Linked DNA regions of Homo sapiens: all the other regions are linked to region 4. Evidence: read pairs that join two places in POLR2A ChIA-PET (ENCODE). Cell type or tissue: CD4-positive, alpha-beta T cell. All regions are shown on one strand. Region 1 has its middle 20 kb from the start of SLC35G3. Region 2 overlaps SLFN12L (schlafen family member 12 like). Region 3 holds the start of NLE1 (notchless homolog 1). Region 4 holds the start of PEX12 (peroxisomal biogenesis factor 12). Region 5 has its middle 60 kb from the start of SLFN11.

Region 1 (5,000 bases), 360 kb after region 4:
AGAGCCCTGTATATCATAATTGTTTGGCAAATAATTATTAACTTAATGGCAATAATCTTAGGAGATATTAAACAACCATTTTCTCATTCACTCATTAATTCATTCAACAGCAATTTATTGACTAGCCACTGTATGCCAAGCATGATTCTGTCCTCAAAGATCTAACAATATCCAGAAAACACACTGCTTCAAGATGAAGTTCTCTTTCCTTGGTTTAAATTGAGTTATTTTTCGGACCAACAGGTTCCCAAGGTCATGTTTATGCCTTTATGAAAGTTTTTAGGTAAGAAAGAGACATGGTCCAGTCTACACTTTTAGATGGTGTATTATTAACTCAGAATAGAGGAAGGATGTGGGGAGGGAAGACTAAAGGCAGAGAGACCATTAGAGGATCGTTGCAGCCAAGCAGTTGAGAGATGGTCTGGACTAGAGCAGTGGCAGTGGGGAAGGAGAGGCTTGGGTAAATTTGGGAGAGATTTAGGAAATAAAATGAACAGTACACTGTGATCAACTGGATTTGGTAGACGAGGAACATGGAGACTTAAATAATATAAGTCTAGAGTTCAAGAAACAGGCCTACGATGGAGATACAAATCCAGGCACGATCAGCTTGGAGCAACAGGATGGAAGAGATCACCCAGAGATACTGTAGAAGACTCTGAAAACATCCCATTCAGAACAAAGGCTGAGGAATGCCCCCATCAAGGAAGAGGTAAATTAAATGTACATTGCAAAGTAGCCTGCAAAGAAGACTGAGTGAATGGCTAGAATGGTAAGAGTAAAAGAAAATCAAGCACCTGTGAGACATAAAAGTGGTATCAAAGAAGTCCAGAGACGCCGGACACAGTGGTACATACCTGTATTCCCGGCTACCTCGGAGGCTGAGGCAGGAGGATGGCTTAAGCCTAGGCGTTTGGAACTGTACTATTTTTATAACTTTTCTACAAGTCTAAATTGCTTCAAAATGAAAAGGTTTTAAAAACTCAGAGCTCCTTACAATTTTCAAGTTTGTTTTATTTTCTCCCATTGGTTAACATACACTGTCAATCTTGACATTTTGGGAAATCTGGAAAAAAATCTTTAGAAATAGGGGCAGGGAAGGACATAGATTTATTTATTGTCCAAAGACTGTTAGCATTGTGACATGTTTCATCTGGACTTTTTTTCCCCTAGAATTTTTTTTGGCAGAGTGGTAATTAAATAATAGTGGACTTTTTTTATACTTATTTTTACTGAATCTTTTTTTACATTTATTTTTACATTTATTATAGTAGTAATAGGAGACTTTTAAGATGTCACACCAAAGACATCTCTGTTCCCTTTTTTGCAATACCCCAAATGAAAAATAAGAAATGAGACACCTAAACCTCAGCCCTCATTATGTGGGAAGAAGAGCTAAGGCTGCCTCATGCAGTGGAGGTCGAGGACACCAGGAGGGAAAACCTGCCACTACAGATGTTGGGCACAGTCAGCAGAACACGGGGTTGTCTGTATTGGGTGGTTTGTAGACCCTGGGCAGAAAATTCAATGACTACTTGTTTGGAACAACCAGACTGAAGGGCAGAGGGGGCTTGGAGTTTCCTTACCCTTGTGTTAATCGCAGGATTGGCAAAGGACACATCATCTTTGAAATCAGAAAAACATCTGTGAGTGACAAGCAGCCCTGACTAATATCTAGTCTGTGAAAAGAGGAAATCCGTACCAATCATCAAAACAGTTATAAAACCCTGTACCCTATGCAACTTTTCTGTGAATCAGGGAGGCTTTGGCACCCCCAAGCCCTGCCCTGACCCTGTTCCCATGCTATATCCTGCAAGCAGCTCCATCAAGGAAACAAGGATCCACCCTGGGAAAAGAGCCCTCTGGATACATGTGACAGGGAGTCCAGGATGACAGCTGAGGGTGGGCCCAGAGAGCCCCCAGTCAGGATCCAAGGGCAGAAGGCTCGGGGGACCTTCTCCTGAGGATACAAAGTTGATGGTAGACTTCATGTACTTGATTAACCAAAAAAAAAAAGTTATGAAACAAAGAAAAAGTAAGATGATATGAATCCTGAGGAAAGCAGAAAGTTGTATGAGAAATGAAATGCACCCATAGTACATCACCTAGCACAACTGTGACTAGAGAGGCTCATAACAAGGTGAACATCGAATATTGTTCTAACCGAAAACAGTGATAAAATCATCTTGGCAGGATGTGGGGAGAGCAAAATAGGGAGGGAGTATAATTGAGCTAAATCTTCCGGAAATAGATAATATCTAGTTAAACCTCAAAATGGCACCATTTAGAGCTAAGTACCAAAAGAAACATCAAAGTGATGGCCCCTAGGAACAAGATGGGGGCAGGAGCAGGAGACTGCTGGTGTTATACTAAGCCCTGTCAAACTATTTCACTTCCAATATTATGTGCATGTACCACTTGATTTTTAAAACTTATAAAAATCTGAGAACTATCTGGAAAGTAGTGGACAATGTATCTCTTCTTACACAGCTTTTTTCCCCCATATAATTGGAGGAAAAACCCCCCGCAGATTATCTGATAGAATCAGCATTTCATAGACCCATATTCATGCCACTCCTGTGGATCTGAAACACAAGATCTATAGTCCACATAATAATAATCCTATCCTGACCTTTTCTTTGCATCTTCTAAGTTTTGAACTCTGGGGTCTGGCACTTGCTCTCTCCAAAATAACTAGTGAAACTTCAGTGCTTAGCTCTGAAAATTACATATCTGGTGGGGAAAACAACCAACTCAGCAAGATAAGTAGATAATGTCTCTCCGACCCTTTATAGCTGCAGAAAAGTAGGTATGATTTCGCTTCTTGAAATTGTCTTTCCAAATGTTATGTCTAGCAAAGGAAAACTGTATAAAACATCTAGACTTCAGAGAATATTATTGTGTCCTATGAAAGTAATCACTAACTGCTACCAAGTCTGTCATCCTGAAGGCTTGTTTAACTCTAAGTTGTGCTGTTCTGATGACATTGAAATGAATGCTTTTTCCTGGAAGGGATATACGCGTAAGAATTTATTTTGTCGAGCCAGAAGAGAGAGGAAGAGCTCTTTCCTGTTTTCCCACATGCACAGAGATTATAAAACCTATGCTTCTGTTCAATTGTTAAGAGTTTAGGAGTTTGTGATCCATTGAAATGAAGATTTCTTACCTGGACACTGCTTCCTTGTCTTGGAGCTGACCATCCCCTCTGGCCTGGCAGCAGGAATTTTCACCCCATCCCTAGATATTATGAGAAATCAGACCCTTGGCCCACCCAACACTCACCAACTAACTGCCACCTGCTAGTAGCCCCAGCCCCACCAAGTAGCTGTTGTTCCTCTGTTCTTTCCTACAGCCTCTATTACTTTTTTTTTTTTTCTTTTTAGACAGGGTCTCCTCTGTTGCCCAGGCTGGAGTGCAGTGGTGCATTCACAGCTCACTGCAGCTTCAATTGCTTGGGCTCAAGAGATCCCACCACCTCAGCTTCCCAAGTAGCTGGGACCACAGGTGCATGCCATCACGTCCAGCTAATTTTTTGTATTTTTTTGTAGAAACGGGGTTTCACTGTGTTGCCCAGGCTAATCTTGAACTCCTGAGTTCAAGCGATCTGCCCACCTCAGCCTTCTAAAGTGCTGAGATTATAAGCGTGAGCCACTGTGCCCAGCCTACTATTTTTTTAAGGTTAAGATTTTATTTTCAAGGCTTCTCGTGTTGTACAGAAAGTAAAAATGGTGTTCCAACCTCAGTGTAATTGGTAGCTGTGACTGGCTATGACTCACATGCCAATCACAGCTATCCACACTACCACAAGATCCTTACATGAAAACCTGGTAATACTTACAATTTGTTAGGGTGAATTCTCCAAGCTTGGTGGTGGATTTCCAAGAGGTACAAATGGAAGAAGGCAGACTACCACTCTTTGGGTGGGCGGGTAGGTATCTTGGCATTTGTATCCCAGGCACTTCAGCTACCAAGGAACTCCATATGAACAATAAAACCAATCCCGAACAGTCCCAATACTTTCCCTTCCCAGACCCCTCTGCTTCCAATATCCTCAGCCCACCTTCCAGGCCCCCTGCCCCAGACCCTGCCCTAGAGGGTTCCTTTCTAGTTCCCGCATCCCCAAGCAATGGATGGAAAGGAAATCTCTTTTCACACAGACCTCAATCTCTGGGAACTGGTACCCAAGAGGAGTCTAATTGATTATTGATTGTTGATTGATTGATTGAGACGGGGTCTCACTCTGTCACCCAGGCTGAAGTGTAATGGCATGATCAGGGCTCACTGCAGCCTCAACCTCCCAGGCTCAAGCGATCCTCCTACCTCCACCTTCCAAAGTGCTGGGATTACAGGCACAAGCCACTGCGCCAGACCTAGTTGATTTTTGAGATGGGATACACTGAGCTTTATGGGCTAGCCAACCCCATCCCATGTTGTTGCCCTACAAAGATTTCCAACACACTTGCTCATACACAGGCAACCATGGGGAATGCAACCCCTAGCGAATAATCTCCGGAACCTGTTTGCACCCAAGACACAATACTCACCTACTTGCGCAGAACCCAGAAACGTGGCTCATTGTGTGGCTGTTTCCTCTGAAATCTTTCATGGTTATGAACCGCAGTGAAATCTACTGTCTTGTTATTGAGGTGTATTGGGTTTTGGACTTCCATACTAGTAGGTGAACAGCCCACAGACCTCAGAAACTCAAAGATCAGGGCCAGAATGGTATATTGGCAACAGTGCATAGAAAAGAAAGGTGTGGCCGAGCGCGGTGGCTCACGCCTGTAATCCCAAAGTGTAATCACACTTTGGGAGGCCAAGGTGGAAAGATCACTTGAGCCCAGGAGTTCAAGAGCAGCCTGGGCAACATGATGAAACCCTTCTTCACCAAAAATAAAAAAATTAGCCTGGCATTGTGGCATGCACCTGTGGTCCCAGCTACTCAGGAGGCTGAAGTGGGAGGATTGCTTGAGCCCAGGAGATGGAGGCTACAGTGAGCT
Region 2 (5,000 bases), 91 kb after region 4:
TGTTCCTCTCCGGAAGTAGATGACAGTTTTCTGCCCCATTGATATTAGGCTTGGCAAGGTGACTTGTTTTGATCTATGGAATAAGTGCAGACGTCATATGTATTCTTTCTGAGGATAACTTTCAAGAGTCAAATGCTTTTTCGGTATCTATTGAAATGATCATGTGATGTTCCTTTTTTCATTAATGCAGTGAATAGGCCGATTGATTTTCACATCTAAATCACTCTTGGATACCGAGAGTAAACCTCTGTTGGTCTTAATATAATTTTGGGGGGTATATTGCTGCATTCATTTTACATATATATATGTACATATATATACGGACAGGGTTTCACTCTGTCGCTCAGGCTGGAGTGCAGTAGCCTGATCACGGCTCACTGCAGCCTCAACAGCCCAAGTTCAAGTGATCCTCCCACCATAGCCTCCTTAGTAGCTGGGACCACAAGTGCACTGCCACCACGCCCGGTTATTTTAAAAAATTATTTGTAGAGATGACGTCTCCTTATATTGCCAGGCTAGTCCTGAAGTCCTGGGGTCAAGCGACCTTCCTGTCTCCTCCGCTCAAAGTGCTGGGATAATAGGCGTGAGCCACTGCCACGGTATAGGAACGACGTCGTAATCTTTTTTGCTTACTTCTTGGATGCCTTCTTGGTGGTCTGGGAAAATCCCTGCACTACCATTTTGTAAGTCAGTGACTGAAGAAGAGTTTCCTCACTTCAGTGAAGCTGTTTCCTTAGAGCTGGCGTGAGAATCAGATGAAATGAAGAAAAGCACGGCTATGTACTTTTGTTTTGTTTTGTTTTTGAGGCAAAGTCTCGCTCTGTCGCCTAGGCTGGAGTGCAGTGGCGGGATCTGGGCTCACTGCAACTTCCGCCTCCCCGGTTCAAGAGACTCTATTGCCTCAGCCTCCCGAGTAGCTGGGATTACAGGCGCGTGCCACCACGCCCGGCTAATTTTTGTATTTTTAGTAGAGACGGGATTTCTTCATGTTGGCCAGGCTGGTCTCAAACTCCTGACCTCAGGTGATCCGCCCGCCTCTGCCTCCCAAAGTGCTGGGATTACAGTCCTGAGCCACCGCGCCCGGCCAGCTATATACTTTCAATGCATGTGCTCATTCAGTGTGAAGAAGTACTCTGCCTGTACCTTAAGATTCTAGATGGGACTTCCAACGGCAGGCCCTTAATTGAGTCCGGAGTGGGATGGAGCTAGGGAGAAAGGGCAATTCAGACTGGTGAACTCCTCAGTTAGTGAGTCATTTTGGCCTGTGTGCATTTCAAAAAGTATGGGTTCTCGCAACAGTTCTTAGACGTGTGGGCTGGAGAAACGTGTATTATCGTAATTACCATAACAAGGGCCCCACGAAAGCAACGTGACAGGAGGGCTGTATCCAGTTAGAGGAGCCACTGGACTGTTCGAAGCCAACTAATTGGCCTAGAAGGCCGCAAGATACTTCCTACACCGCAAGGGGTAGTTGTTCAACTCTGTCTCTCTGAGAGCAACCCGCTCCTCGCACCTCCCTCCTCCCCTGTGCATTAGTAGCTGCTCTCCCCCGGTTTCTGGCGTCAACTGCGCTTTCAAGCAAGGGGACAGCAGGGCTGCTCTGGGATACGAGTCAAGCTGGAATGTCACCCCTTTAGGGGTTTGGTCCTTCGTCAATTTTTTTTTGAGACGGAGTCTTGCTCTGTCGCCCAGGCTGGAGCGTAGTGGCACGATCTCGGCTCACTGCAAGCTGCGCCTCCGGGGTTCACGCCATTCTCCTGCCTCAGCCTCCCGAGTAGCTGGGACTACAGGCGCCCGCTACCATGCCCGGCTAATTTTTTTGTATTTTTAGTAGAGACGGGTTTTCACCATGTTAGCCAGGATGGTCTCTATCTCCTAAGCTGGTGATCCACCCTCCTCAGCCTCCCAAAGTGCTGGGATTACAGGCGTGAGTCACCGCGCCCGTCGTTGGATTCGCAGACACACCGTTTCCAAAGGCGCAGAGTCGATAACAGCGCGTGCGGTGCCACCACTTCCGGGGAGTCGAGTGCCCGATAGAAATGCAGCTGAGCGAGGGGCTAGCCGCACACGGACGCGGAGAGCAGGAAAGTGGAAAAGAACTCAGGTCCCCCTACTTGGTGAAGAGTGCGCAGACATGGACCTCGCCAGGTTCGTTCTCTTTTTCTTTAAATAACTTTTTTTTCGCCTTAGAAAATACAAATAGGTACAGACGAAACGAGAACTTCTCCGTGATCCCTCAGAGCTATTCACGTGGGCGTTTAACTTTCAGTTGCTTAAGGGCCCGCGCTGGCACAGCGCCTGCAAGGAATCCTGTTTCCAGGGAATTGCTGGCAGATAAATTCGTCCCGCTCCACTGCCAAACCTTCCAGCCTCCGTTTCTTATTCCGGGGGTCCGGGGGGGGTGGTCCGTGGGCTCCGGGACGAGGTGGGGCGCTGCCAGAGCAACCCCACCGATCTCGGGGAGACCCGAGGCTGCTTTCTCTCCCTTCTGGGAAAGTTGGCTCCTGTCTCTGTAGCAATGTCTGTCAAAACCGCAGGCTGTTGTAGACTTAGCAATGGAGGACTTGAAAGCTGTAGATGACAAAACTTCCGCCCGTGCGTGGGCTGGGGAGCGCCTTAAAAAGCCGCAGGGCGGCCGGGCGCGGTGGCTCAAGCCCGTGAGGTGTTGGTGCAGAGCTGGAGAAGTGGGGAGTGCTGTATGGACAGGCCAGACTTGGCAGGTGTCCATCGGATGGGGGTTGCCCACCCTCCTGGAGTCCTGAGCATTCAGGGAGTTGGGGAATGGGTTATTTAGGTGAAATGTGACCAGGCACTGACGAACTGCGCCCTAGATCCTGAAAGAAAAACCAAGCACCCTCTTGCGCTGCTGGTTTATCATCTAGAAGAGGGAAAGGGTGAAAGCAGTGCTGTTCCGAACTAAATGCAAAGTGGTATCCGAAGACGGCAAATCACGCTCTATGCTTTTTGCTCCCCAGGAGGTAGCTCTTCTGCCTCCTGTCCCACCCTTGTGGGTTGCAGTTCTTACTAACCTGTTGTTCTGGCATAACTCTAAGGAGATATGAATGCCACCCCCATTCCCATTAAAGATAGCCAACAACATAGCCTAAATCATGAGTTCAGGTCTGATAGAATTTCCCCTATAGTCAAAAGTATAAAGGATTTCAGTGGAAACATCTAACCTGTAAACCTAGACCCAAGGTTTAAGGGAGGCCAGTGAGTTTTAGGCCCTAGAGATTTGGTCGGCTCAGTCCTCAGCTCGTTTTTATTTATTTATTTATTTAATTTTAGCATTGTGTTCCAGATGTATGCCTGAAGCCTGAGGTTTTGAACCATGGAAAGTTTTACATGGCTGCAGGTGTTGGACTCGGGTGGCCAGGATCCCAGGCTAGTCCACAAGTGCTCGGTCCTCTATAAGGTGGCTCAACTGCAGCTCCCATGGGTTCCAAGTTTCCCAGTGGTATGCGTACCCTCCTTAAGCAATCTGAGGGTGAGATGTGATTTCTGTCACCTTCTGTGTATGGTGGGTGAGCCAAAAGGGTTCATCCAGGGCAAGGCCTGATACAGACAGTGCAGGAAGTTGGGCTGGGAGGAAAGGGGACAGGACTCCAGTTACAGAGGCTGCAAGAAGAATTGGAGAGCAGGGGCTAATCAAGGAGGTGAAAGAACTTTACGAGGAGAACTATGAAACACTGCTGAAAGAAATCATAGACGACACAAACAAATGCAAAAGCACTCCATGCTCATGTGTTGGAAGAATCAGTATCATTAAAATGTTCACACTCCCCAAAACAATCTACAGATTCAATGCTATTCCTATGAAATTACCAATGTCATTTTTCACAGAATTAGAAAAAATGATTTAAAATTTGTATGCAACCAAAAAAGAGCCTGAATAGCCAAGGCAATCCTAAACAAAAAGAACAAAACAGGATAGGGAGCCTTACACCACATTACTGCATTTCAAGCTATACTTCAAGGCTACAGTAACCAAAACATAGTACTGATACAAAAATAGACACGTAGACCAATGGAACAGAATAAAGACCCCTGAAATAAAGCTTCACACCTACAACCAACTCATCTTTGATAAAGTCCACCAAAATAACCAATGGAGAAAGGACACCCTATTCAATAAATAGCTAACCATATGCAGAAGAATGAAACTGGATCCCTGTCTCTCACCATATACAAAAATTAACTCAAAATTAAGACTGAAATGTAAGACCACGAACTATAAAAGTTCTAGAAGAAAATCTAGGATATACTCTTCTAGACATTGCCCTGGGCAAATAAATTATTATAAAGATCTCAAAAGCAAATGCCACAAAATCAAAGATAGACAAATGGGACTTAACTAAACAGCGTCTGCACAGCAAAAGTCTCAACAGAGTAAACAGACAACCTAGAGAATGGGAGAAAATGTTTGCAAGTCATGCATCCAACAAAAGACTAATATCCAGACTTTATAAAGAACTTAAATGAATCAAGAAAAAAACAAACAACTCCATTTAAAAAATGTGCAAAGGGCATGAACAGAAACTTCTCAAAAGAAAACATGCAAGCTGCTCACAAACATTTAAAAGGTCAACATCACTAATCATCAGAGAGCTGCAAAGCGAAATCACAATGAAATACCATCTCATCTAGTCAAAATGACTATACTAAAAAGTCAAAATATGTAGGAAAAAATTAATGAAAAATAAAGAGTTGGTTTTTTGAAAAGATCAAGATTGACAAACCTTTAGCTAGATTGATGAAAGAAAAAACTCAACTAAAATCAAAAAAGAAAGAAGAGACATTACTATTGATTTTATAGAAATCAAAAGGATTATAAGAGTGTACTGTAAAAAATTGTATGCCAACAAATCAAATAACCTAGATGAAATGGACAAATTCCTAGAAACACATCACCTACCAACACTGAGTCAGGAAAAAACAGAAAATCTGAATAGACCTATGTCTAGTAAGGAGATGGAATCAGTAATCTAAAACCCAACTAA
Region 3 (5,000 bases), 440 kb after region 4:
TCTCACTGTGTCCTACTATGGCCTCATCTTTGTGTGTGCTCAGGGAGGCAGTGCGGGGGGCGGGGAGAGACAGAGAGAGAGTACTCTGGAGTCTCCTCATTTCACAAGGGCACCAGTTCTATCTGATTAGTGTCCTACCCATACAAACTCACTTATTAACCCTTCCTATGTCCTTTCAGGGCCCATCTCCAGGCCAGGCATGGTGGCTTACACCTGTAATCCCAGCACTTTGGAAGGCCTAAGACAGGAAGATCATTTGAGGCCAAGAGTTCGAGACCAGCTTAGGCAACAGAGTGACAGCCTTGTCTCTACAAAAATTTTTAAAAGTTAGCCGAGTGTCAGGTATAGTGGCACACACCTGTTGTCCTAGCTACTCAGAACACTAAGGTAAGAAGAGCACTTGAGCCTGGGAGTTTGAAGCTGTGTGAGCTATGATCACACTACTACACTCTAGTCTGGGCAACAGAGTGAGACCCTGTCTCTAAAAAAAAAAAAAAAAAACAATAATAATAATATATGCTATCTCCAAATACAGCCACATTCAGAGCTAGGGCTTCAATATATAAATTAGGGCAGAGGCGTCCAATCTTTTGGCTTCTCTGGGCCACAGTGGAAAAAGAATTGCCTTGGGCTACACATAAAATACACTAATGATAGCTGATGAGCTGAAAAAAAAAATCGAAAGAAAATCTCATAATGTTTTAAGAAAGCTTACGAATTTGTGTTGGGCTGCATTCAAAGCCATCCTGGGCTGCATGCAGCCTGTGGCCCAGGGGTTGGACAAGCTTGAATTAGGGGAAGGGCACAATTCACTCCATAACAGTTCCAGACAGAAAAAACTGCATGGGCAAAATCACTGATGCAGGAAGAGCCATGCCTTGTAAGAACTCAGAAAAAGCCAGCAAGATTTAACCTAAAGAGAGGGGTGGCTGGACATAGCAAGGCTGAATTGACCATTATAAGGAGTGTTCTTTTTTTCCTGCATGTAAGGGAGCCGTCGCAGGGTTTGAGGGTGAAGAGCAGCAGGCCAGATTTTTGGTCTGAAAAGATAACCCTGGCTGCATCGTGGAGAATGGGTAGAAAGAGGCAGGAATGGAAATGGGGGGGCTCATCGGGAGGCTGTTGTAGCGGTCCAGGCAGGTGATGATGGTGACTCTGACCAGAGTGAGGCAGTGGAGATGGGGAGAGCAGATTCAAGCTGTGTTCATGAGGATGACTTGGCAGAGCTTGAGACTGCCTGAGCAGTGGAGGGAGAGAGAGGAGAGTTGGCAAGGGAGATCCTTCGTTTCAGGCAAAAGAGCTCAAGTTCATTGCTGTCTGCTTCAGTTCCTCAGTAATATGGGGAGAAAAGGGTTGTAAGAATTAAATGAGTTATGTGGGAAAGCACTTAGAACAATTCCTGACTTGTTGATGTCATTATCACTATTATTGCTTTACAGCATTGATGATTGTAGAAATGATTTGCTTTTGTACTCGAGTATTATTGAGTTGATCCATTTTATTTATTTATTTATTTATTTATTTATTTATTTATTTATTTATTTATTGAGACAGAGTCTTGCTCTGTCATCCAGGCTGGAGTGCAGTGGTGAGAGCTCGGCTCACTGCAACCTCTGCCTCCCAGGTTCAAGAGAATCTACCACCTCAGCCTCTCCAGTAGCTATGACCACAGGCGCATGCCACCACGGCTGGTTAATTTTTTTGTATTTTTAGTAGAGACCTGGTTTCACCATGTTGGCCAGGCTGGTCTCGAACTCCTGGACTCAAGTGATCTGCTCGCCTGGGCCTTCCAAAGCGCTGGGATTACAGGTGTCAGCCACCACGCCCAGCCTTGACTTGATCCATTTTTAAAAGGATACTAATTTCTAGGCTAGGCGTGGTGGCTCACACCTGTAATCCCAGCACTTTGGGACACTGAGGCTGGGGAGTGGGGGACTTGCTGCTTGAGTTCAGGAGTTTGAGACCAGCCTGGGCAACATAGTGAGACCTCGTCTCTACAAAAAATGAGAAAAAAATAACCGGGCAGGGTGTCATGTGCCTGTAGTCCAGGCTACTCTGAGGCTGAGGTGGGAGGATCGCTGTGCCAGAAAGTTCGAGACTGCAGTGAGCCGTGGTGGCACCACTGCCCTCCAGTCTGGGCGACGGAGTGAAACTCTGTCTCAAAATGAAATTAAATTAAAATGGGGCAAGAATCCCTGTTGTGAAGAGTCAAAAGTTTACTGTGTCCTCTAAGACCCTGGCGAAAAATAAATGTGAAGGCTGTTGAGGGGCGGGAGGAGCACCAGGTAAGCCCATTTCTAATCCCTGAGGCCGTGCGCAGCGGGACGCTTCTCCTCCCCAACAGCAGAGGGCGATGTGGCCGGCGGCGACCCCGCCCGACCACGGAGACGGCGCTCTGTCTGCCGGGCTCTTTCTCCTCCACGTGGGGACGCAGGATGGCGGCAGCAGTGCCGGTGGGTGTGCGTGGATGGGGGCGGGGGGCGTCGCCGCGGGGCGCTAGGGCCCGGGTCCCTGAGGCCTGAGAGAGGCGAAGTGGGGCCCTTCTGGGCGGGCGACCAGACTGACTCCCGCCCCACTTGCTCGCGCAGGACGAGGCGGTGGCGCGCGATGTGCAGCGGTTGCTAGTGCAGTTCCAGGATGAGGGCGGGCAGCTGCTGGGTTCCCCGTTCGACGTGCCCGTGGACATCACCCCGGACAGGCTGCAGCTCGTGTGCAACGCGCTACTGGCCCAGGTAAGTGGCTGGCCAGGGCGGCCTCGCATCTCCACCCCCGGGCGGATGCGGTGGGGGAATCATATTACCGAGGGTCTGCGGTTCATGGTCCCCCGCTAACGGACTGTGGTGACCCACCTGGCGTGAGCTCCCACCTATGTCAGAGATGGAATCAGTGGCATAGCGCTTTACACGCCAACCAAAGGGGTCCACCTGCGGAGAGGGGCCTAGCTTTGAACGCACCGGATGCTGTATTTCATTGATTCTTTGTCACAGTCCCCCAGTCTGGGACACGTTAATATCCCCATTTTACAGCGTGGCCCGGAGGGACTCAGTATTTTGCACGATGCTATGTAGTAGGTAGCAGATTTGGAATTGGAACCCAAAACTATCCGAATACCCATGCTTTTATTTATTTATTTATTTACCTTTTTTTTTTTTTTTTTTGAGACGGAGTCTCACTTTGTCGCCAGGCTGGCAAGCTGGAGTGTAGTGGCGTGATCTCTGCTCACTGCAATCTCTGCCTCCCAGGTTCAAGCGATTCTCCTGCCTCAGCCTCCCGAGTAGCTGGGACTACAGGCGCGCGCCACCACACCCAGCTAATTTTTGTATTTTTAGTGGGGACTGGGTTTCACCACGTTGGCCAGGATGGTCTCGATCTCTTGACCTCGTGATCCTCCCGCCTTGGCCTCCAAAGTGCTGGGGATTACTGGCGTGAGCCACCGCACCCGGCCTTTGCTTTTAACCTTTAAGCCAGTGTGTTTACTGAAGAGCTGCCCTGGGGACAGGGGAGGTCCTTAAAATTGCAGTTCCTGGACCCCATCCCAGCCTTACTAAACCAAACTCTGGGATGAAGCAGAAAGTCTACATTTTTTAACAGGCGTTTTGGGAGCTTTTTACACAAATATAGTGTAGTGTGGTAGTTTGGGAAACACTGCATAATGCTATATGCTAATCCTATCTTGGACGTAAAGAACCTGAATTAATCATTGGCAATAGGACATTGAACTAATTACTTAGTTGTTCTGAGCCTCTGCTTTTGAAAACTGTCAGTGGGAATATTAGTATCTACTTCCCACGGTTGTTATGAGATGCAGATAAAGAATTTCAGGCCGGGTGCAGTGGCTTATGCCTGTAATCCCAGTACTTTGGGAGGCTGAGGTGGGCAGATCACTAGAGGTCAGGAGTTCGAGACCAGCTTAGCCAATATGGCGAAAACAGTCTCTACTGAAAATACAAAAATTAGCCAGGCGTGGTGGCAGGCGCCTGTAGTCCCAGCTCCTCGGGAGGCTGAAGCAGGAGAATTGCTTGAACCCAGGAGGCAGAGGTTGCAGTGAGCTGAGATCTCACCACTGCACTCCAGCCTGAGTAACAGAACGAGACTCCATCTCAAAAAAAAAAGAAAAAAGAATTTCCAAGTGCTGTGTAAGTGTCCTGCAACTGCTGTTCAGTGACTTAAAAGGTCTTGCTAGGCTGGGCACAGTGGCTCACGCCTGTAATCCCAGCACTTTGGGAGGCCGAGGCAGGTGGATCACCTGAGGTCAGGAGCTTGAGACCAGCCTGGCCAATGTGGCGAAACCCCGTATCTACTAAAAATATAAAACTTAGCCAGGCGTGGTGATGGGTGCCTGTAATCCCAGCTACTCGGGAGGCTGAGGCAGGAGAATCTCTTGAACCCAGGACGCGGAGGTTGCAGTGAGCAGAGATTGCTCCACTGCACTCCAGCCTGGGTGACAGAGCGAGACTCTTGTCTCAAAAATAAATAAATAAATAAATAAAAGGTCTTGCTCAATGGGCAATGATGGGGGTATCCCTAGCACGATGGCTGAAAAGAAGAAGCTTCACCTCCCACAGCTCAGTGGGGAGCATCCCTGGCAGAGGGTGCCCCTGCACATCCATTGTTGCGGGTTTGTCCTTTACCATTGTCCTTCAGGAGGATCCCCTGCCACTGGCTTTCTTTGTCCACGATGCTGAGATCGTCTCCTCACTGGGGAAGACGTTGGAGTCCCAGGCAGTGGAGACAGAGAAGGTCCTAGACATCATCTACCAGCCACAGGCTATCTTCAGAGTCCGGGCTGTGACTCGCTGCACCAGCTCCTTGGAGGGTCACAGTGAGGCAGTCATTTCTGTGGCCTTCAGCCCTACGGGAAAGTAAGGACAGCTGCAGACTCATGGAGGGGGTATGTGGGGGTGCAGTCTTTGCCTGGTTTGGGGAGGGTCTCCCAGAGTTATAATTGATGGGGCCTCAGGGCTGCCTACCATAGACCCAAGCTCTGGACTCAGCTTGCA
Region 4 (5,000 bases):
TCAGAAGGGCATTCCGATTATCACGTCTAAAAGATTTGGGCCTCCCAGACCTCTTATTCGAGTTGCAAATTTCTGTTTTCTTTTTTTTTTTGAGACAGAGTCTCACTCTGTCCCCCAGGCTGGAGTGCAGTGGTGTGACCTCGGCTCACTGCAACCTCCACCTCCCGGGTTCAAGTGATTCTCCTGCCTCAGCCTCCAGAGTAGCTGGGATAACAGACATCCACCACCATGCACCATCATTCCAAGCTAATTTTTGTATTTTTAGTAGAGATGGGTTTTCACCATGTCGGCTGGGCCGGTCTCAAACTCCTGACTTCGTGATCCACCCGTCTCAGCCTCCCAAAGTGCTGGGATTACAGGTATGAGCCACCATACCAGGCCCTACCTTTCCTTTTTCTTTTCTTTTTTCTGGAGATGGAGTCTCGCTCAGTTACCCAGGCTGGAGTGCAATGGTGCAATCTCGGCTCACCACAACCTCCGCTTCCAGGGTTCAAGCGATTCTCCTGCCTCAGCCTCCCGAGTAGCTGGGATTACAGGTATGTGCCACCACACCCAGCTAATTTTTTGTATTTCTAGTACAGACTGGGTTTCTCCATGTTGGTCAGGCTGGTCATGACCTCTTGACCTCAGGTGATCCACCCGCCTCGGCCTCCCAAAGTGCTGGGATTATAGGCGTTCTTATGCCATACGTTTAGTTAACTTTTGGAGTACTTCCATGGGACTATCAATCAAGACATCCTGCCTTCCCCTGGCTAAGAGTGAAAGACAGGGTGGAGAGGGAACTTGAACCAAGAGAGGTCAGTCAAAATTTGTATCACGAGCAGAGTCACAAACAGAAATTGGTGGAAGCTCGTTCACTGCAACAACGTTGCCTGGATAAGAACTTCTAATTCCTGTTAGGCAGTCCCAATAGTATTGTTAAGTTCCTGTTCTTTCAGGGCTGGCTTTACTTATTTTGTGAGCTACTCCATACACTTCTAATAAATTCCGTTTTAGTTTAAATTAGCCTGTTTGTTTCTGTTGCTTGTAACCAAAGATCCCTAAGTGACAAAAATGTTTAATTTCCTGCTTGATTTAGTTGATGCTACCTCTCAACTTTGTATTTTTGCTATTCACTTAAGAAAAGCTTGTACATAACAGTTACTATTAAACAAGCACCTAATATGTATCCAGGTGCTTCATATGGATAAACTATGTCTAGTCTTAAAACTCTGTAAGGTAAAAATCATATATCAATATAATGTCTTTTGGTAGAGTAAAAAACACTTTTTATAACTATAATTAAGGACAATTTGTAAGGTTTTCTCTCCTATTGGAATAACTAAATCCAAACCTTGTTTTTGAGGGTTCTCATTATGCAAACCAATTATTTTTATAACATAAGGGCCTCTAGGGCAGTAAACAATACCTTCTATTCCCAGCTATTTAGCCCAGAGGTGGCACTTCCCAGAGGAAGGGAGGAGAGGTGGAACTCTCATCCAAATTCAATAAGGCTGTGTCAGCCAACTTCAGCGAGACAAAGCTGTACATAACATAAAAGCACTTTACAAACCTTAAGGTAAATCACATTCATTTTGGTATAAAAACGGCATGAAAGGAAACTTTCTGTCAAGTGTCCCCAGTGCATGCTAGTTACAATTCATAAAGCTCCCTCTGCGTTAGTACTGTATTCATATCGCTGGTGGTGACATATACAACTGTGTTCAAGGATGGAGACCATTTTCATCCAGTATAGCAAGTGCATGCAGTTATGCTTGAATATAGCCAAAACCTGGAAGACGTTAAACTACCAGCTTGGATGAAAATTAACCGTCTCAAGTACTGAGGAACAAGCATGAACCTTTCTCAATCCAATCATCTTTCCTTATAATTGGCGGCAATAAATCTAAGGCTCCTATCTCCTGCTATGTCGCTTTAAATCATTTCTGGAAGGCTAAGACATATAAATTAACCACCATCCCTGCCGCACGCGTACAGCAAAGTCCTTTCCACCTCCAGATTCCCTTCCTCCCACCGCCCCTAGCTTCATCGCCTGCAGGAACACAGGGCTCAGCAACGGGCCCGAGCTCTGGCTCCCGGCGCCAGACGTCTGCGCGGTGCCCCAAACAGCTTGTCAAAAAGACCTCGCAGAGAGAGGTTCAGAGCTGTAGCTTTCCAGCGAGGCTACCATGCAGACCCAGCTACGAAAAGTAAACCAAACTAGCCAAAACCAGCCCACAAGGGCCCTCTTCTGTTTCAGCGGGGCGGGAGCGGAAGCTCAGGTGGGTCATAGAGTTCTCTAGTTCTGGTTTCCGGACCGCATTCGGAACTAGAGCGCCTCTCTTCCGCCAGGCATCCCAGAGGTCCTGGTGGTTTCATTTCCGGGTGCGGCTTCTGTCATAAAGCGGAGACCTCCCTTCAAACGTGGCGTCGTGGGTTGTTTGCGCCTCGCCTGGGGTCAGCGAGCAAGGACGGGCGCGGGCGGGGATACTCAAAGCCAACAGCTGGAGTCAGCCCTTGTGTCCCGGGCTCACAGTGGCACGACTGAATCCTCAGAGTCGGCTGGCTTTTGAGCTCTCACGATTGGGGAGGAGGGGGCGTTTCTGGTTCGCAGCTCCAGAGGATTGCGTTCCTTCCCCCATACCTGTCCCCCACAGTCACGCTCTGCCCTGACGTGCAGCATTTGACAAGTTACCCCCTCGCCACATACTACTTCCACCCACGTCCGAGTTAACTTTGTTCTTAACCTTCTTGAGACTACCCTCGGCCTCCAGGTCTTTTTTTCCCAGTTCATTTTTGCCCATAAGATTGAGTTTCGAGTTTCAGATATCATGCAGAAAGTTTACCTTTAAGACTGAGCACCCATCTGATACTCTTCCTCCCGAAAAAGTTCATGCTCACGAGAGAGTTTGTGGGAAAAGTGAAAGCCAGTACACGCAGGAAACTATGGCTGAGCACGGGGCTCACTTCACAGCTGCTTCTGTGGCCGATGACCAGCCATCCATCTTTGAGGTGGTAGCACAGGACAGTTTAATGACAGCAGTGAGACCCGCTCTTCAGCATGTGGTCAAGGTAAGGTATTAATTCTTGGAAAGGTTTTAGGGACAACTGGGTAAAAAACAAACGAATAATTTGTGCTTATTTGGTAGCCTAGCGTTTGAAATAGCCAATTTGCAAATAACTTGTATCCCATGACTTAAGAGTTACTGAGTCTCTGTTATGTGTAGAGACCTGTACTGAATACCCAGCATTTCAGGGTCCAACAGTGACTTATTTAAAACAAATTGTGTAGACTTTAGAGGAAAAGGGGGAATGTAAATAGGTGTAGAACTTGTGTAATGGAATGAATTTCACTTATTGCTTTATTTTGCTTTAGGTTCTTGCAGAATCAAATCCCACCCACTATGGCTTCTTGTGGAGGTGGTTTGATGAAATCTTTACTCTGCTAGATCTTCTGCTCCAGCAACATTATCTGTCTAGAACCAGTGCCTCATTTTCTGAAAACTTTTACGGCTTAAAGAGAATTGTAATGGGGGACACTCACAAGTCTCAGAGATTGGCTAGTGCTGGTCTCCCAAAGCAGCAGCTTTGGAAATCTATTATGTTCCTGGTTCTTCTTCCCTATCTGAAAGTGAAGCTGGAGAAGCTGGTTTCTAGCCTGAGAGAAGAGGATGAATATTCTATTCATCCCCCTTCTTCCCGCTGGAAACGATTTTACAGAGCTTTCCTGGCAGCCTACCCATTTGTGAACATGGCCTGGGAAGGATGGTTTCTTGTACAACAACTTCGATACATCCTAGGAAAAGCTCAGCATCACTCACCACTGCTGAGGCTGGCTGGAGTTCAGCTAGGTCGACTGACAGTTCAGGATATACAAGCTCTGGAGCACAAACCAGCTAAGGCCAGCATGATGCAGCAACCAGCCAGGAGGTAAGGCCTTAACATTTCCAAAAGATCTTTAGTTAGTAAATTCGAAAATCGTATCCCAGTTTTGTAAAATTCACCTCCCTGTTAACTTTGTGGCATTTCATAGAGTCATAGAAAAGCTATTCCTTGTGTCCATAAAACAAGGACTGTCATCCTGGTAACCTTCATCATTCTAGGTATACTTTAGTGCATACTTGCTATGTCCCAGGCCCTGTGCTAGGTGCTTGCTTTACGTACATTATCTCAATCCTCAACACAACCCAATGAAGTAAATGTATTAGCTCACAGTTGAGGAAACTAAACCCAAGCAGTTAAGTACCTTGCCAAAGTCACGTAGGTACATAGAAGGTGGCAGAGCTGGGATTCAAACCAAACCAATACAATTCTAAAGACTGTGCTCTGTGAGCCACTGCACCCAGCCTAAGACTGTGCTCTTAATCATGATGCTGTGCTCCTTCTAGTTCATATTTGTGTTCTCCTACAAGTTCAAATATATACATTCCTCAATACTGCTAAGTTTTTTATTAAGTGAATTGGGTTTTTTTTTTTTTTTCTGGATCACTATCTTCCACTAAAAAAAGGGAGGTCTATATAATCAAATTCTCTGATTTATCTTTCAAAACACAAAACCAAACCCTAATCATGTTACTAAAAACAAAGCTTAGCTCCTATGCTCCTAAAATATTGTAAGTTAGAATCACTTAGAATAGATCCTTAAGGAGATAGTACCAGTCTACCAACCATTCAGTCCCCCAGTGATTCTGATGAAAAATGTAAGAATTGCATTTATATTAGTCACTTTGTAATGATACCTAAATAAAGTTTCTCTCTTTGCCTCCTTGTTCTTTTCTCCCAACAGTGTTAGTGAGAAGATAAACTCAGCTCTGAAGAAAGCTGTTGGGGGTGTTGCCTTATCCCTGTCTACTGGCCTTTCTGTGGGTGTATTCTTCTTGCAGTTCCTTGACTGGTGGTACTCATCTGAAAATCAAGAAACCATCAAGTCATTGACTGCCCTGCCTACTCCACCACCACCTGTACACCTAGACTATAACTCTGATTCTCCCCTCTTACCCAAAATGAAGACTGTGTGCCCA
Region 5 (5,000 bases), 270 kb after region 4:
CGAGAAGATAGTCAATGGATTTTCAGTGTATATATAATTGGAACCTGTCAAAGAGTAAAATAAAGCAGTAGAATGGAGCAAATATTTAGAATGATAATGGAATAAAATGTGTTCAAACTAAAAGAGCACCTGAATCTATATATCATAGAGGCCTACCGTGTGTCTGAGAAGCTTAACACTGAGTAGTCAACACTGGGACATAACCCAAAATATACTTGTCGGAATGTAAAAACAGATTCCATTGGCAGCCACACAAAAAGACTGAGTCATTTATCAGAAAAAGAGTATCGGCCCCTCCCTGTAATCCCAGCAACTTGGGAGGCTGAGGTGGGTGAATCGCTTGAGCCCAGGAGTTGCAGCCCAGCCTGGGAAACATGAGCCCAGCCTGGGCAACGTAGGGAGACCTTGTCTCTACAACAAATACAAAAATTAGCTGGGGATGGTGATGTGTGCCTGTAGTCTCAGCTACTCAGGAGGCTGGGGTGGGAAGATCATTTGAGCCTGGGAAGTTGAGGCTGCAGTGAGCTGAGGTCACACCACTGCACTCCAGCCTGGGTTACAGAGCAAGACCCTGCCTCAAAAGAAAAAAAAGAAGAGTATCAGGTTCCGGTTCAAGATGACTGAGTAGAAGCAGCTAGTGCCTGCCTCTCTCTCAGAGAGGAACACAAAGTAGTGAGTAAATACTAACTCTACAAGTGAATAGGCTGAGATCATGCTAGGATTTTCTTCAAGGAAGTGATGGGACCCACAGAGAACAGAGAGAGAGGCAGAGCTGGAGCAGGGAGAAGCTCCCTAAGGCAGAGAAAGAGTCCCTGGGGAATCTACACTTAGGTCTTTGCAATTCAGGGTATGGGAGAGTCCCTTGACCAACCCCCACCCCACTGTGTAGGCCTCCAGACCTACAGAGGGTCTATGCAGAGGCACACTCAAGCCCACGTGGAACCCCTGGGCCTTTGATCCCCATGCAGCCCTGCCAACAAGTGGGACCAGCCTCTTCTGCACAACCCTAGGTTGTGGTGCAGCTGTGGTGCTGAGGAGAGGCCAAACTGCACACTGCACAACATCTCCATCCCCACTGCTCCTCACCAGACAGGGTCCCAGGCCTGGGCTCCTAGCACAGCTGCCCTGACCCCGCCTGAACACTGTGGCTCGTAATGGCTTGTAATGGGGATCAAGTTCCCCAGAGGTAACTGACAAGCCCTCCACAGTCGCCACTGCCGCTGCCTCCGCTTTTGCTGCCCTCAGGCCAAGGAGGGAACAAGAAGACTGGACACATTTGTGTGTACCTCCAGCATGGATGTCACAGCCAAGATACGGAGGAACAATGGACAGACTGCACACACCGGGCAACTCTCTGCATACACTATGAGGCTCACCACCTTCTGGCACCCAGTGCACCCGCCCCATTCCTGCCCGAACACCGCGGTGGAGACTTGGTGTTCCTCTGCGTGCAGGACTCATTGAGGTAGCTGACAGGCCCTTTTCGATCTCTGTTGCCTTTGCCTCCCCCTCCACCCCTGTTGCCCCCGGGTCTGGGAGGGAACAAGGAGGCTGGACACCTTCCTGTGCCTTCAGCACTGATGTCTCAGCTGAGATAAGAAGGAGGAGACTGTGTAACCGAGGACTCCCCGCGTCTGCTGTCCCCTGCCAAATCGGGCTCGCTGGCTTCCGGCCCACAACGGCCTTCCTGCCCCTTCCTGAAATTATGGCCATGGCTCGGTTCCTTTGAGAGCCCAATTCCCTGAGGCCAGCAACAAGCTTTTTGGCTCCATCCCTACCACCCCCAGGCCAGCGTGGGAAGAGGAGGCTTTGCACCTTTGTGTGCCCGCAGCAGTGAAATCCAGCATTGCTTGCGTGGGAGGGAAGTGCAAGAGTGCCCCGTCCCCACTGCCCCAGCTGAGGGGTCCTGCCCTCCCCGGTGAAAGACCCACAGCACAGCCACCCTGCCCCATGTAAACATTTTCAGCTGCAGCCCAGAGCCCTTCTGAAAACCCAACCCCCCAAGCTTTTGATCTTCCTTGGGATTCCACCGCCCAAGTGCTCTGCCTGCCCTCACCTGAGAGTTCAGCGGTGACCGACCCGGGAGACTAGCCCACTCCTCGTCATCACAGCCCGTACCTGAAGTCTGGGCTAGCCTGACCCTGGTCCAGCCCATTCCGGACTCATATACACTGTCCCAGCAGGCCGTCTGGGGTCCTGGAAACGGGGAACTACCTATCCCATTCCAACTCTGCTGCCACCCGATAACTTCCACCGGGGCCGAGGTCAGGTGGACCCAATCAGCGGACACCACCATAACCAACCATGTAAGGGTTTGGGGTGGAGCTCTCCCCGCCCCACCCTTCACATGAAGCAGCAGTGCTACCACATCAGAAAACAGAGGAGCCACAAAGCTATCTCTATTGGGCTGAGTTACAAAGTTTTGCCCCCAAACCACTCCCACGGAGACTCACAAAACAGTTTCCTGTGGCTCTCAACCACGTAGGGGTCCAGAGATTGGCTATGTGTGTCTGAACTAGGAGTCACCAACCCCGCCCAGAACAGGGGTGTGATAGGCAAACAGATCATGTTCCTGCCTATGTAGGATGGGGAGCCAGTACAGCCCCCTAACCTCCTCACCCCAAAGACACCTCAGCGCATTTCACCGGGAGCCACCCACCCACTGTCATCAGGGCTGGTGCCTGCACTCACTACTGGGGCCTTCTTAGGCAAGCTAGGGGCTCCAGCTACCCTCCAAGAACAGGAAAGCTTAGGGTAGGGGGCTCTCCACTGCCCAGCCCACCTCCTGAGACAATAGAGAGAACTTCACAGTAAACAAAGATCAGTTACATACTCCTCTGCTTGTGCCGCAGCTGACAATTACCCTTAAGCGCCATCTACTGGCCTGTAGATCAAATATCACAGCCCAGTGTAAAACCTGCCAACAGAAGTGCATAGGGTTACAGAAGCAAAGCCAGAAGGCCCTACTCAACATACTCTGTAGCTATACCCTGCTAGAGATGGGGTGGGGGAGAAAGGCAAAGAAAAAAAATTCTTTCCACATTAAATTAATTACAAAAATTAGAAGTGCTAGCCTCTCCAGATAAGAAGGAAACAGTGTAAGAATTCCAGCACCATGAAAAATCTGAATGTTGTGACACCACCAAAAGATTACACTAGCTCTCCACCAATGGACCCTAACAAAAAAGGAAGCTCAGAAATGACAGAGAATTCAAAGCATGGATTGCAAGGCAGCTCAACGAGATCCAAGACAAGGCTGAAAATCGACGCAAGGAAACTACTAAAGCAATCCAGAAAATGAAGGAAGAGATAAGCATCTTTTTAAAACTTATCAGATCTTCAGAAATTGAAAAACTCACTTACAGAATTTCAAAATACTATTGAAATCTCTATCAACAGACTAGATCAAGCACAAGGAAGAATTTCAGAGCATGAAGACCAATATTTCTAACTAACTCAGTCACACAGAAATAAAGAATTGTTTAAAAATGAGTAAAATTTTTTAGAAACATAGGATTATGTTAAGCAACCAAATCTACAAAAGATTGGAATTCCTGAGAGAAGAAGAAAAAGTAAACAGCTGGAAAACTTATTTGAAGGAATAATTCAAAAATGTTTTCCTAATCTTGTTAGAGAGGTAGACATCCAAACACAATAAACCTGGAGAACACCTGCAAGATACTATACAAGACAAATGTCACCAAGGCACATAGTCACCAGAGTATCCAAAGTCAATACTAAAGAAAAAATGTTAAACGACACCTAGAGAAAAATGTCAGATCACTTACAAGGGAACCCCATTAGGCTAACAATGGACTTCTCAGCAGAAACCTTACAAATGAGAAGAGATTGAGTACTTATTTTCAGTATTCTCAAATAAAAGGAAGTCCAACCAGGAATTTGATGTCTTCCCAAACTAAGCTTCATAAACAAAGAAGAAATAAAATATTTTCCAGGCAAGCAATTGTTAAAGGACCTTATTTTTTACCACTAGACTAGCATTACGAGATATCCTAAGAGAGTTTTAAATATGGAAATGAAAGAATGATGCCTGCTACCACAAAAGCACACTTAAGTATTATACATAGTTCACAGACCTTATAAAGCAACTACACAAATCGGGACTACAAAGAAACCAGCTAACAACATCACAACAGGATTAAAAACCTCACATATAAATATTAACGTTGAATGTAAATGGTCTAAATGTTCCACTTAAAAGGCACAGAGTGGAAATTGGACAAAGAGGAGCTAGAGAAAGAGATAGGGGTAAAAAGTTTATTCAAAGGGATAATAACAGAGAACATCCCAAACCCAGAGAAAGAAATCAATATCCAATTACAAGAAGGTTATAGAACACAAAGCAGATTTAACCTAAAGAAGACTACTTCAAGGCACGTAATAATCAAATTTCCAAAGCTCAAGGTTAAAGAAAAGCTCCCAAAAGCAGCAAAAGAAAAGAAAAAAATAATATGCAATGGAATCCCAATAAGTGTGGCAGCAGACATTTCAACCTTACAGGCCAGGAGAGAGCTGGCATGACATATTTAAAGTGCTGAAGGAAAAAAACACCCACCCTAGAATAGTATATCAGGTGAAAAATCCTTCAAACATGAAGGAGAAATAAGACTTTCCGAGACATACAGAAACAGGGATTTCATAAACGCCAGACCAGTCCTACAAGAGATGTGAAAGGCAGTACTTCAATCAGAAATAAAGACATTAATGAATGAGAAAAAATAATCTGAAGGTACAAATCTCATTGGCAATAGAAAGTACACAGAAAAACACAGAATAGTATAGCACTGTAACTGTGCCGTGTAAACTACTCTTATCTTAAATAGAAAGATTAAATGATAAACAAATATAGTAAAAACCAACTTTTCAAGACATAGTCAGTACAATAAGATGAATAAAAACAACAAAAAGTTAATTTTTTTTGAGACAGGGTCTTGCTCTTTCACCCAGGCTGGAGTGCACCGGTGTGATCTTGGCTCACT

What was found. Peaks named below come from ENCODE experiments on the same cell type or tissue, not always from the same donor. Only the 100,000 strongest peaks of a DNase experiment are listed, where the experiment ranks them.
Region 1: POLR2A ChIA-PET joins it to region 4 with 22 read pairs; 6 of 35 experiments call an interaction of 5 or more read pairs at or near these places.
Region 2: POLR2A ChIA-PET joins it to region 4 with 24 read pairs; 6 of 35 experiments call an interaction of 5 or more read pairs at or near these places.
Region 3: POLR2A ChIA-PET joins it to region 4 with 29 read pairs; 10 of 35 experiments call an interaction of 5 or more read pairs at or near these places.
Region 5: POLR2A ChIA-PET joins it to region 4 with 23 read pairs; 8 of 35 experiments call an interaction of 5 or more read pairs at or near these places.

What each region holds. Positions count from the first base shown.
Region 1 is chr17:35,211,623-35,216,622 of GRCh38, reverse strand. No RefSeq gene overlaps it. Among named protein-coding and RNA genes, the nearest start is that of SLC35G3, 20 kb to the right of the region's middle. In CD4-positive, alpha-beta T cell, no CTCF peak of the experiment used is centred here; DNase peaks (open chromatin) are centred at 1,672 and 2,262; H3K4me3 peaks cover 2,219 bases; H3K27ac peaks cover 3,960 bases.
Region 2 is chr17:35,484,874-35,489,873 of GRCh38, reverse strand. The region is part of intron 2 of SLFN12L (schlafen family member 12 like); the gene reads left to right. Among named protein-coding and RNA genes, the nearest start is that of SLFN13, 39 kb to the right of the region's middle. RefSeq lists an enhancer at 2,419-2,698. In CD4-positive, alpha-beta T cell, no CTCF peak of the experiment used is centred here; DNase peaks (open chromatin) are centred at 1,473, 1,983 and 2,583; H3K4me3 peaks cover 2,164 bases; H3K27ac peaks cover 1,510 bases.
Region 3 is chr17:35,139,711-35,144,710 of GRCh38, reverse strand. NLE1 (notchless homolog 1) reads left to right here and starts at 2,408. Exons shown (of 13, transcript NM_018096.5): 1 at 2,408-2,453; 2 at 2,589-2,732; 3 at 4,645-4,862. The coding sequence starts at 2,436. RefSeq lists an enhancer at 2,100-2,977. In CD4-positive, alpha-beta T cell, CTCF peaks have their summits at 2,153 and 2,352 (motif pointing right); a DNase peak (open chromatin) is centred at 2,380; H3K4me3 peaks cover 1,779 bases; H3K27ac peaks cover 233 bases.
Region 4 is chr17:35,575,947-35,580,946 of GRCh38, reverse strand. PEX12 (peroxisomal biogenesis factor 12) reads left to right here and starts at 2,376. Exons shown (of 3, transcript NM_000286.3): 1 at 2,376-3,051; 2 at 3,356-3,909; 3 at 4,766-5,000. The coding sequence starts at 2,926. RefSeq lists an enhancer at 2,297-3,112. In CD4-positive, alpha-beta T cell, no CTCF peak of the experiment used is centred here; DNase peaks (open chromatin) are centred at 2,306 and 2,896; H3K4me3 peaks cover 1,774 bases; H3K27ac peaks cover 2,297 bases.
Region 5 is chr17:35,310,763-35,315,762 of GRCh38, reverse strand. No RefSeq gene overlaps it. Among named protein-coding and RNA genes, the nearest start is that of SLFN11, 60 kb to the left of the region's middle. RefSeq lists enhancers at 417-1,075, 1,737-2,396, 3,575-4,076. In CD4-positive, alpha-beta T cell, a CTCF peak has its summit at 2,858 (motif pointing left); DNase peaks (open chromatin) are centred at 1,512, 2,472 and 2,862; H3K4me3 peaks cover 1,922 bases; H3K27ac peaks cover 1,510 bases.